Regions from separate parts of the Homo sapiens genome. Here regions 1, 2 and 3 are each linked to region 4. Evidence: chromatin contacts called from ENCODE Hi-C data. All regions are on one chromosome and are shown on one strand. Each heading gives the region's core, a stretch centred on a gene start or an enhancer-like site at or near the end of the contact. The rest is flanking DNA. Distances are from core to core; before and after follow the strand shown.

Evidence for each region. A loop is a pair of places that touch in the nucleus more often than their neighbours do. Pooled maps may share reads with other maps.
Region 1: a loop to region 4 is called in a map of CD8-positive, alpha-beta T cell, with 11 times the contacts of the local background. The contact joins the promoter of CEP152 here to the promoter of LYSMD2 in region 4. A Hi-C loop is called at or near these places in 2 of 168 maps with a recorded cell type or tissue (B cell and CD8-positive, alpha-beta T cell) and 6 of 50 pooled maps.
Region 2: a loop to region 4 is called in a map of CD8-positive, alpha-beta T cell, with 14 times the contacts of the local background. The contact joins the promoter of COPS2 here to the promoter of LYSMD2 in region 4. A Hi-C loop is called at or near these places in 4 of 168 maps with a recorded cell type or tissue (CD8-positive, alpha-beta T cell and naive thymus-derived CD4-positive, alpha-beta T cell) and 11 of 50 pooled maps.
Region 3: a loop to region 4 is called in a map of CD8-positive, alpha-beta T cell, with 9 times the contacts of the local background. The contact joins the promoter of SECISBP2L here to the promoter of LYSMD2 in region 4. A Hi-C loop is called at or near these places in 4 of 168 maps with a recorded cell type or tissue (B cell, CD8-positive, alpha-beta T cell and naive thymus-derived CD4-positive, alpha-beta T cell) and 10 of 50 pooled maps.

What each region holds. Positions count from the first base shown.
Region 1 is chr15:48,809,480-48,812,343 of GRCh38, reverse strand. It overlaps CEP152 (centrosomal protein 152), which reads left to right and starts at 1,275. Exons shown (of 27, transcript NM_001194998.2): 1 at 1,275-1,383. LOC124903487 (a long non-coding RNA gene) reads right to left here and starts at 1,646. Exons shown (of 2, transcript XR_007064626.1): 1 at 1,537-1,646; 2 at 435-1,413. RefSeq lists enhancers at 846-905, 1,564-2,125 and a silencer at 1,081-1,271.
Region 2 is chr15:49,154,083-49,156,850 of GRCh38, reverse strand. It overlaps COPS2 (COP9 signalosome subunit 2), which reads left to right and starts at 1,252. Exons shown (of 13, transcript NM_004236.4): 1 at 1,252-1,326. The coding sequence starts at 1,273. It also overlaps a transcript of GALK2 not described here and the pseudogene NDUFAF4P1. RefSeq lists enhancers at 300-1,218, 977-1,506.
Region 3 is chr15:49,044,977-49,047,697 of GRCh38, reverse strand. SECISBP2L (SECIS binding protein 2 like) reads left to right here and starts at 1,252. Exons shown (of 18, transcript NM_001193489.2): 1 at 1,252-1,422. The coding sequence starts at 1,399. RefSeq lists enhancers at 786-915, 1,016-1,365, 1,656-1,795.
Region 4 is chr15:51,736,301-51,739,055 of GRCh38, reverse strand. LYSMD2 (LysM domain containing 2) reads left to right here and starts at 1,401. Exons shown (of 3, transcript NM_153374.3): 1 at 1,401-1,706. The coding sequence starts at 1,434. RefSeq lists silencers at 1,083-1,522, 1,533-1,672, 1,743-1,952.

The sequences.
Region 1 (2,864 bases), core at 26-2,525, 2.9 Mb after region 4:
AAGAAGTAAAGTGAGTACTTCAAGATATTCACGTTGTACTGAGTGTAAGACACACAAAAACTTACAGTAGATAAAAGAACTATAATAGGATATATAGGATACACTGTGTACAGAGGTAGGAAAGATCATTTTTGCGAAGTGAGGGAGTGTGTGTCATGAAAGGCTTCAAAGGAGGTGCTAGTCTGTCTTCAAAACTAAGTAGCAGGAGAAGGTAGAGGCGATGCAGGTGAAAGAAACAGCTTTCACAGCAGGTGAAAGAAAAAAAGCGCTCTGGGAACCATTGTTAGCTCAGGCTGTGATTTCGTTCATTCTATTACAGTGGGTTAAATTACCTGTTGTTTGCCAAACCCTATACCAGTTTATGGGGTTACAGGGGTCAGTGTAGGCATCATGGGGGCGGACGGTGAAGTAGCAAAGGAAAACCAGCCACAGTATGAAGAGCCTCGAACAACCATTTTACTCCGTGCCAGTACACATGGGAAAGGGTTGAAAGGATATGTGAACCTGCCGCCACCAATTCCTTGATTATTCACTGGAACCCTTTCAGCCAGAGAAGATAGACACAGTACTGGGCTTTACTGAGGACTGGGTGGCGCTGTCTTTAGGGGCAGGTTAATAATATACACCTAAGTGACAAGAACACTCACACCCGAGGAAATTAGAGTAGTAAATAGACACGTGGAAAAATGTGCCATCTTATCAGTAATTAAAGAAGCAAAAATGTAAACAAAGCGGCACCTAGTAAGGTAGAAGACAAAGCAAAATATCTAAGGCTGTTAAATAATGGGGAAGCAGGCGCCTTAGAAAACAAGGGCAAATGTAAAAAACCTCTAAGGCAAGAGTTCGGTGGGGAATCTGCGGGATTCTGTGTGCTGAAGCGCAGGAGGCACGAGTCACCTTTGCAGTCTCCGGTACCAAACGGGCAAGGGGTCCCCGTAAGACTGCTGCACCCTGGCCGAAGGTAGCGGGTGAAGCGCCTCGGCGTCTCTAGGCAACCGATCAGCCCGCCCACTCCGGGGTGACTTCCTCGTAATTGGCTCTCGAATCCACCAATGGGCGCACAGGGGGAGCTTCCCGCCACCTCTGGCGCCCGCTTTCAAACAGCCGTACTTTGCAACTGCAGGTGGACTTCTCAACCAAGCTTGAGGAAGGCGGAGACTTCTGCCTCCTCGCTCTGCCCTGAGCTGGCACGGCTCCGCCCACCGGGCGAGCTTCTAGTCGGCGATTGAAGGATGCGAGTGCTCCTTAAGGGCCTCCGCCCCGTGAGTTCGGTTGTGACTAGGAAGGAGCTAGTGGACTAGAGCCAGGGTAAGGGGATCTGCTAGAAGTTGGTCTTCCGCCAGGACTAGAGTTTCCTCGCGGTAACAGCCTCCGTGGCCTCCGGTAAGTTCTGATTCACGGGTGAGCTTGGACCTGGGGTTAGAGGAGTTGCGGGGTCCTCGGGATGCTGGCTGAGGGTTCCTGGGGGGGCTGACCTGCCCCCTCCCCAAATCCCGCGGTGGTGGACTGCCCGCATGTTGCGGGCTCAGCTTTTACCTTAACGTGTCATTTAGACCTCTTCATTCCTCCAATATCCTACTTAGAAGTGACATATGGGAAGCCCGCCTCGTTTCCAGGCTGCTGGGGTCGCCCTGAGACCCTACTCTGCGGACCCCGCCTTGGTCACCCTGGCGTCACGCCTGGCTCACAGTAGGTGCTCTGTGCACGTGTGTTGACCGAGTACAAGTGACGCTGGCACCCGAAGCCAGTAGCCCCGGGCATCCTGGGCCCCGTGCGGCTTTGGTCATGTTTGTAGTGCCGTAGCTGACGCCAAACAGTTCCTCAAGGTCATTCGCTCAGCCTGTGGATGCTTATTGTGTATTAGCATTACTCGCTCCGCCCTCTGGGCAACTTGAATCAATTTGTCCAAAGTGCTGTTATTAGCACTGATCACAAGATGTTGTGATCATTTGTTTATATGTCTATTTTCTTTCCCTTCATCGTGTCCTGTTAAACTTTGTAATCTTGAACAGTGCTTGGTAAATTGTCGAATGAATGAATAAGGTGTCTCCACCAGGTGTTGCAAGTCTAAACCGGGCTATGTGCTCTGGCTATTTCCATTCTAGAAGGCGAGTTATGTCAGCAAGTAAGTAGAATTTCCCAACTCCAAGTGCAGTTCTTAGAAACCCCTTTTGTGGGGGTTTATAACCCTTCCTATATCGTAGTCATGAACTTGAGTCTGATTTAAGCCTATTATCACCTTATACCTTCATAGTGCGTGACAATGAACATGCACTCCCTAGACAGGTGAATGCACTCAACTAAAGAGAAGCTGAAGTTGAAGCCATAAGAAAAGCATAAGAAATACAGTCTGAAAGTGCAAAGGAGTGGCCAGCTCCATGGGGGAACAGGCTTGGGAGGGCATCTTGAAGGAGGGTGGCATTTTTGTTCCATAGGAGGTTGCATTATTAGAAGTGACATTTCTCATAGGCTGCACATTCACCTTTTCTCAGATATGCGGAATCCTCTTTATTCCCTAAACCTCTTCGGTAGCTGGCAGACTCCTATTCATCAGTAATAATGTCATAATAGTAATAAAACTACAATGTATTGATTGGTACATAGTGCTAATTACTTTACATGTAGTATCTTGTGAATCCTCAGAATCAATCTTTGAAGTAGGTATTATTTTTACCCCCATTTCTTTAACGTAGAAGCAGAAACAGTTTGCTCAAGATTGCACTGCTGATAAATAGAAGAGCCAGAATTGAGCCCAGGTTGTCTGAATGAGTGCCCTCATTCTTAGAACCACTTATAGCCATATTGTGTCCTTTAAGATTTATTTCTAATCTAAAAGCTCTTTTTTTTCTGTAAAACTTCTCTAA
Region 2 (2,768 bases), core at 3-2,502, 2.6 Mb after region 4:
TCATTTTGATTGTATTGCTTTCTTGTCTTCAGGAGGGAAGATTTTGACTTCAAAAGTAACAAAATATTTAAGAAGGGAATTCACATCTTTCTGTTCTAAATGATATTCTTGCGCTATTTTCTCAGCAGTTCATGTTTCTGGATAAAGTTTATGATTATTGAAAAGTGTCAATGCTTCTACAGTGGAAATTTTGCCTTTGGGAATGCTCTTAATATTTATCATATCAAAGTGATGGCCTTTCGGCAATCTGAATTTCTTTGGCTCCTGACGTGTTTCAGCAGCTTTCAGCTGCACGGAAGACACAGGATCTTTGGAATCAACACACACATATTTTAGAAATGACAGCAGCTTGTCATCTTTACGAGCAATCTCTCCCTTAATTTCTGGATAGAGACTAATCTGCTCTGGCAGGAGGCTGCTGGTAGAGGGGTGCCTGGGAGCGAGAGAGGGCTTCATGTTGCGGATTTCCCTTTCCGCTCGGTTCTCTTGAAATTCCTGATCCCGCGAGTCACCGCAGCCCCCATCTCCTTACAACATGATGCCCTCAGGTTCACAGTAATGTATTTTTTAAAAACCAGTCGTTGTTACCTTAATTTGGTCCCAAGGGCTGTAAAGGTCAGTTTACAACTCGTTGAACAACTGAGTAAGATTTAAGGCAACTCAACTGATAGCTGCATACCTAATTTAGGATATCCATAGAATTGTTTTGTCAACTACAAATATAACAAGCATTAAGTGTAAACTGTGTTGCTGAAAAGTACTCCAAGTATCTTAGGAACACCCACCGCAATGTGTGGGCTAAATGCACACGTACAATGATAGCAGAAATAATACCTGTCATATAGGACGGGCATGTCAGCCTTTTCTCCGCGAAAGGCTTCTGGTCCTAAGCTGTCCCTTACTTTCACCGGAATGAGATGCGTCCAGAGTCCCAAGCAAGGGAGGAGACTGCTCCTTTACCCAGGAGGCTGGAAACTGCTCGATGCGAGCGCAGTTTCCGACGCCCTTCGGCTGAGACCTGCAGCACCGGACGATGTCCCAGTTGCCAGCTTTAGTTGCTAAGGCACCAACCACTTCGGAGGAAACGGGGGGTGGTGCAGTCTCTTTTGGAGTCGTAGCGAATCAGCTACAAGTCGAGATAATTAGTTCCGGCAGGAAACAGCTCCTCTAAGAGGGACTGGAAGGCGGAAAGAAGCTGAGAGTGACGCCTCTGAGCCGCGGAGGATTGTGGGAGGAGGTTGTCTCCAATTTCTCCTCCCCCTCCCGGCCAAGATGTCTGACATGGAGGATGATTTCATGTGCGATGATGAGGAGGACTACGACCTGGTGAGGCGCAGGGAATGGAACTCTGAGGGTGGTGATGTGTCTTGTTTTCGGGGTCCGGGCCGGGGCGCCCGCGGCCTCTCCCCGTAGAGCATGTGCCGTTTACAGCCTCTCTCAGTGCGGTGACAGGACTGGTTTACCTCCTCCCCGTTCCCGCACCGGGCCCGGGCCCTGCTTCTCCAGCATGGGGGAAGGGAGGGCAAAGGAGGCAGCGAAGGGGGCCCCGGGCCTTGCCCTCCGAGTCTGAGCGCCTCTTCGGTTTACACGGATGCCCCTGGTCCCAGGCGTTCGGTTCTCTGTCTTCTGCCTCCCCACCGCGCTAGCCGCCTCGGTGACCATGCTGCGGTGTAGGCCCTGGCTTTGCCCTTTCGGGCCCAGCGTTCCGGGCCCCCACTTCTTCACACTGGAACTGAGCGGGTGCGAAATGCTAGGAGAAGTCAGAAAACGGGGGTGTCCTTACTGCTCCCAGGCCTGACTGCGAAACGCAACTTGTGAGTCTCCTGGAGACATAGCTTAAATAGTCTTGCCAGGGCCAGTTTTGGTCCGAGGTAAGTGTGTAGGGGAGAGTTCAGAGCAAAGATAACTGAAAAAAAGGTAGTCGAACCACTTTTTCAGTTCTTTATAAAGAAAAGCTGGGGAGGAGGTTTTGCTTGTGGTGTTTTTGGAGGACGGGTGAAAGATAATTGAACCCATGGCTTTTCCCTTAGAAATTTCCCAGTATACAAAGTTTAAAACAGCAACAGCATAGAAATAAACGAATTTTTCTGACCGAATGGAGATTTTTAAAGATTCAAAGCTTCATTTATTAATGGATTTGCAAGTTTGAATAACGTTTGCTATTCAAAAACATCGTGTGGAAACTCAGAAAATTATCTTGATCCAGAATTAACGTCAATTTTGCTGTGTTTCTTTATTTTGGGGGTGTTTCATATGGTTCTTTTATGGTGATGCTGCATTATCATAAAGTTACGAAATAGATGTTTTGGGACGTCTGACTCATTTTAAGTGCCAGAGATTGTCAAAATATTAATACATTGTTTTGAATTAGTCTATAACTTTTTCGTATATATTTTCAGTTTTTTGCATTTTAAAATAAGGCACACTTTGCAAAAGGGAGAAAGGAAATTCTCGCTATTATTTGAAAGTCATAGTAGAGATTTTTATAATTTTTAAAGTTAAATGTAGTTTCGCTAATAGTTATGGTTTCTACCTTACATTTTAGTTTGTGCAAGCCAGTTGTAGGCAGTGACTTCAGTTCATTAAGAATATGTATCTGTCCATTTTTACTTATTACCTGTTTATTTATATTACAGGTGTTTTGTTATCAAAATGTTTCTTTTATATGTGCTTGTATTTTTTTAATTGATTCATAGTATTTTGTACATATTTATGGGGGGTTTCGTTACATGCACAGGATATGTAGTGATCAAGTCGGTATTTAGGAT
Region 3 (2,721 bases), core at 3-2,502, 2.7 Mb after region 4:
GAAAAGGCAATTAGTCTTTACTGATATCTCCTGAAGCATGACAAAGCAAATTTCTTAAAATCTCTTTCCCATTCCTAGCTGTGGATCTCCACACCAGTGCCCCAAACAGCAGCCACCTCAACTCTACCTTCACTTAAGTGTAATTTAGCTTATACAGTTGTCCCTAAGTATCCCAGGGGGGATATTGGCTCCAGGATCCCTGCTGATACCAAAATCCATGAGTGCTAAAGATCCTTATATAAAATGGTGTAGTATTTGCATACAATCCATGCATATCCTCCGATATACTTTAAATCATCTCTAGATTACTTATAATACCTAATACAATGTAAATGCTGTATAAGCAGTTGTTAAACTGTATTACTTGTATTTTATTGTTGTACTTGATATTTCTTTTTTCCTCAAAATATTTCTATCCGCAGTTGGTTGAATCTTCACAGAGGGTGTGGGTGTTGGAGGGTGTGTCTGAGGAGATGCCCAGAAGAAATTTGCCATGCTAACGGTAGTGCCCAGTTTCAAGACAGTCTCTGCCCTTAAGGAGCTAAGGATCTGAAGATAAAATAATTACCCGTTGGGTGGTGTTATACAGATCCTGCATAAAATTAGGATTTCTGAGATGGGCGAGGTCAGCCTGGATGTGAGCCTAGAAGTGGGCATGAACCTGGATAATGAATTAACTCTCAATAAATATTTGTGGGGAGCTTCCTAGCGGGCCTCTTCCAGTCATTCTGTGTATGCGTTTTACATATGCATTTTTCTAGGGCAAGACTCCATTATTTTCAGAATATTCTCATTCCTTTATAGTCATGACTCCCTTTATTTGCGTAACATAAGGAAGGAGCAGATGTACGGTGGGCAGATGAAAGCTTTTCCAACATCACTAAGAGGTGGTTTCAGATCCTGAAGAGGTCTTTGAAGTCCCGGGAGACCTGGGTCCCAAGTGGTCTGACACTTCTCGTTTAACAGTCGCAGGGGTGGCGTGTGGTTCGGGGCACCTGCTCCTGGGCGCCTCCACCTGGCCTTAGCCTCCAGGCCAGGCCGGGTTCCTCCTACCCTTGCTGAGGCCATTTGCTGTCACTCCGCCCACTGCCCCTCTCTGCCTCCTCCCCACTCCTTTTCCTTCCGTGCGCCTCCATTTCTAACTACGCCTCCAGCCCATTCGGGCCCTCCTCGGCTTCCGTCCCAGATGATCCCTCCCCGAAGCTGCCACCGCCTCCTCCATCTCCCGGAGCTGGAGCCGCCTCCTCGGCCAGTGGCGTAGCCGAATCGGTGTCGCGGCCAGCCAGATAGGGGCGGAGGTCCGGAACCCAGTCTGGACCCGAGCGGGGGGCCATGGAGAAAGCGGCCCGAGGCGCTGTTTACACCGACTAGCGCGGGCCCGTTGCGGCTGCAGGCACCATGGACCGAGCCCCCACGGAGCAGGTACGCGGGTTTGGGCTGGGCCCGCCGAGCCGGGGGTTGGGGTCGCCGCTTCCTCACAGGCCAGGCCCAGTTCTCCGAACGTGGGGACCGGGGGCCGGTCCTGCGGCCGCAGACCCCCTCACCTGGGAGCCTGGCAGCTCCCAGCTCTCCTTCATTGTTCCAGCTGCTGCCTGGGACTTGGGGGCTTTTCCAACCCTGATTACTTCCCAGGCGGAGGGCTCGCCGTTGCCGCTTCTCCCCTGCTTGGTGAAGGGGTCAGAAGGCTCCAAGTTGTCCCTGCTCTCCTGGGAGGAGGGCTTATAACTTCTAGTAGTCTCCCCGCTTCCCCCATTCCCTTCAGCTCTGGAATGTGTTTTCAAGGTGGAAAGGCGTTTGAAGGCTTCTCACCCAGAAAGACTGTAAGAGAATGTGTGGTAACTACAGATGAAGGGAAGTCACGGGCCTTTTAGGTCTGTGTTCAATGGAGCGAAGCATTGTTTTTGCAGTGGTTTTACGGAGGTGTTTCTTTTAAGAAACGATACTACGATTTCCCCTTGTCCTTTTATCCAGTTATTTTGCAAAGAATTGTAATTAGTGGGTTTTTTTTTAAAGCTAGCTCTATTTTAAGGGTGTAAAGCATAAGCTTATTTTCGAACCCGTTTTCATATTCGCAAAGTAGTCCTATTAGTGTTCTGTTTTATTTTTATTTGCATCAAATTCCTGATTATGCATGCTAGTAGGTGGTAGCAGGCAGGGATGATAACAGTGTTAAAAGTAATCGAAAACAATAGTTTCCCCCCCAGTATTTTCCACTCTTAAGATCTCTGCGAAACGACTTAATTTGAAGTCCAAGTTTATTCACTCTCTATTCCCTTCTTCGAAGGCCTTGCCCATTGATGACTAGATGACGGAAGAAGAGAGGCTAGTAATTTCTGCCTATTAATTTTACAGTTGGATAATTAGCACCTGAATTAATGAGATAAGATTTCCCAAATTCCTGTATGTGTCTATATGTAGTTGAAGCCGGTTTGTATTTTGAAATCGGACTCTTAGCAGGCAAAGCACAGCTTCCTAGTTGTGTATACTTGTTTTTACAGAAGACTTTTTTTTTTAAAAAAAAGCTTTATGTGAATGTAACTCTGAAGACACAAATGAGTTTTATAAAACAATACATGGAATTACCAAAGAGAAATTGATACAGAGTCTCTTGGCAAATACACTTAGGCATTTATGTGACCCAGAAGTATTCTGTATACAGCCTGTATCTAGTTTAATTTAAAAACATTTTTGAAGGTATCTATCATAAATACCTGAGATTTC
Region 4 (2,755 bases), core at 152-2,651:
TTTAAACAATGTAATAGAGGGTACTGGAAGAGTGTTACCATTGGAGGGAATAACATGCAAGGTATGAAAGTAGGAACAAGGAGGCCAGTTTCAGAGGCTCTGTTTGGCAGGAATATGTAGAGTATACAGAATGAGTTATAGATGGGGTATGGTCAGACCATGAATAATAAAAATAGAAATAATAGCTTGAATGCCAATGTAGGTTTTTAGTAATGCTGTTGTCCCCAGAGAGCCATTGTAGGAGTTTTGAGTGGGATGGTGTTGTGGAAGCTTGCTCCTCTCCCATCCTTTCTCTCCTGAGCAATATTAGCTTTGCCTCTGTCCAGCACAGCAACATACCAAAACTTCAGCCAACGAATCAAACCCCCAGGCTCCGGACCTTCCTACAAGGTACCTCTTCTTGGAAAGCTGTCCAAAATAACACAGAAACCAGGCACTAGATGCTAGTAAATGTGTACCCACTCTGTGTATAATACAGTGTGTTGAAAGGGTGTTCAAGAGTAGACGGTGTTCAAATGAAGAGTACAGATAAGAGGTCTTTGGTGGTTATAATATTAATAGCAATACGGGGCAGGGAGATGCGATTTCAGGGTGTCAAAGAATAAACTGACGAAGAGAAGATGAATGCAGACAGTAAATTCCAACTACTGAGCCTGGAGAATGAATTGTATGTGGCCAGCCTTTCGAGGCAGCCAGGACTTAAATTGGCACTAGTGTACAAAGTGTGAAACCCGAACAACTAGGGGGGTTATTTTGAGGCCACCCATTAGGCCTTAGAAGCACTATCCCTCCTAGTGCAATGTTGAAAGGACTGGACTCTGAGGCTGTTGAGATGGACCTGGAGAAGCTGTCTGTGTGTGTTTGATGATCTTAAGTTTTACTGTGACGTGGACTTTGAGGTCACTGGGGTGGGGGGAGGGAAGTACCCTTGGCATTGGCAGAGCTGGAAGGTCTGTGCAAGCTGGCTCCTGCTGGGGAATCAATAAAGGAGGCAGAGCAACGCTTTTTTTTTTTTTCGCCGTGGCCAGGGCAGGGTTCTGCCAGGGCTCTATCGCCAATGGAGCAGGGGTCCACCTGGGGCCTAGGACGCCTGCAGATAGCCCTCTCTTAGCCCCAACGGCCGCGGGCTTCAGCGCTCCCCGGCTCCCTCGCTCTGCAGGGTCTTCCCGGTACCGGCAGGCCGCGGCGGGAGCTGCTTTCGCTCTTAACCTTGCAGGTGCGTGTGCCGCGGGCGCCCGGGGCAGGCAGGACGCAGAGGAGGAGGCGCCCGCCATGCCCGGCCTGCGGCTCCCCGCCTCGGCTTCCCGTCCGCCGCCCCCGCGGAACGGCCTGCTGCAGCCCCTGTGAAGAGGAAGAGGCGGCGGCGGCGGCGGAGGAGGAGGAGGCGCCGCCCCCTTGGCAAGCTCCCCGACCCGGCGGCCTCGGCAGGACCCATGGCGGATTCCTCGCCCGCACTGTCCCTGCGGGAAGGCGGCCCCCGCGCGCCGCGGCCCTCGGCCCCCTCGCCGCCGCCGCGCTCGCGCTCCGGCTCCGAGTCCGAGGAGGCCGAGCTGTCGCTGAGCCTGGCCCGCACCAAGACCCGCTCGTACGGCAGCACCGCCAGCGTGCGGGCGCCGCTGGGCGCCGGCGTCATCGAGCGCCATGTGGAGCACCGGGTCCGCGCGGGCGACACGCTGCAGGGCATCGCGCTCAAGTACGGTGTCACGGTGAGCAGGGCGCGCCGCCGCGGCCCGGGCTGGCAGCTACCGCGCAGGAGGCGGTGCGGCTCGGGGTGCGGTGGGGGTGGGGGTGGGACTGCGGGTGGGGGTTTGGGGGATGGGGAGTCGCAGGGACGGCCGTGCGTCCCCGGGCGGCTCGGCTCCCAGGGCTCGCTCAGCGCGCGCTGCTGGCCACCGCAGTGGTCGCCAAAGCTGGTCCTGCAGCGGGAGGGGCGGACCGCCAGGGCTCCCTCCCTAGGTAGCTGCATCGAGTTCCCGGTGCCCCGCCCAGGCTCAGACTAGATCTGTCGCGTGAGGGAGGCCGAAGAGGACTAGGGCTTTGGCATCCCCGTGAACCACCTTCACCCAATTTGCAGGCCCCATCACACTACTCTATATTTACGCAAAGCCCAACTGAGGTGAATTTTGTTGTCTGTGAAAACAAGCTCCGTGATGAGTCAGGAATGGTGCAGTTGTTCCTACTGGGTGGTTCTGGTTCTATCGATTATGCTTCTTTATGTAGAAGTGAAATTACACCCTCTGGGCTCACTGGCAACCGCGAATGTGACACCTGTCGCTAAGCAGCAGCCAAGAACTGTGGTGAGCTGGAGGGCTGCGTTTATTACAAATTTATAAGTGTGTGTGTCTTGGGTGTATAGCATTACACCTCTGGGAAGAACATGGAAACCTGAGGGAACAAATTGTTTCATTAAAATTACTTATAATTAACTGTGAGCTATGTGATGGCCTTTTTACATTTGGGATCTGTATCAGTTTTCAGTGTTCTTTCCTGAAGCACCTTAGACAGCAATGGGAAGAAAGAGGATCTTATCTATATCTTTCCCTTAAAGTGAAACTCTTTCTGGCCCTTTACCGAATGAAGGAGCATCAGTATGAAGGAGAATGTATTTTGCATATTTAAGCCGGTATATGTTTACCTATCAGGTCCTTCTATCTTTGAAATATTTTGAAAGGGACCTTGCTGTGCAGTCATGTATTGACTCTATCATGCCATGGAGAGCCCCATTCTGCCCTCTTGGGAGTTCTATACATGTGAA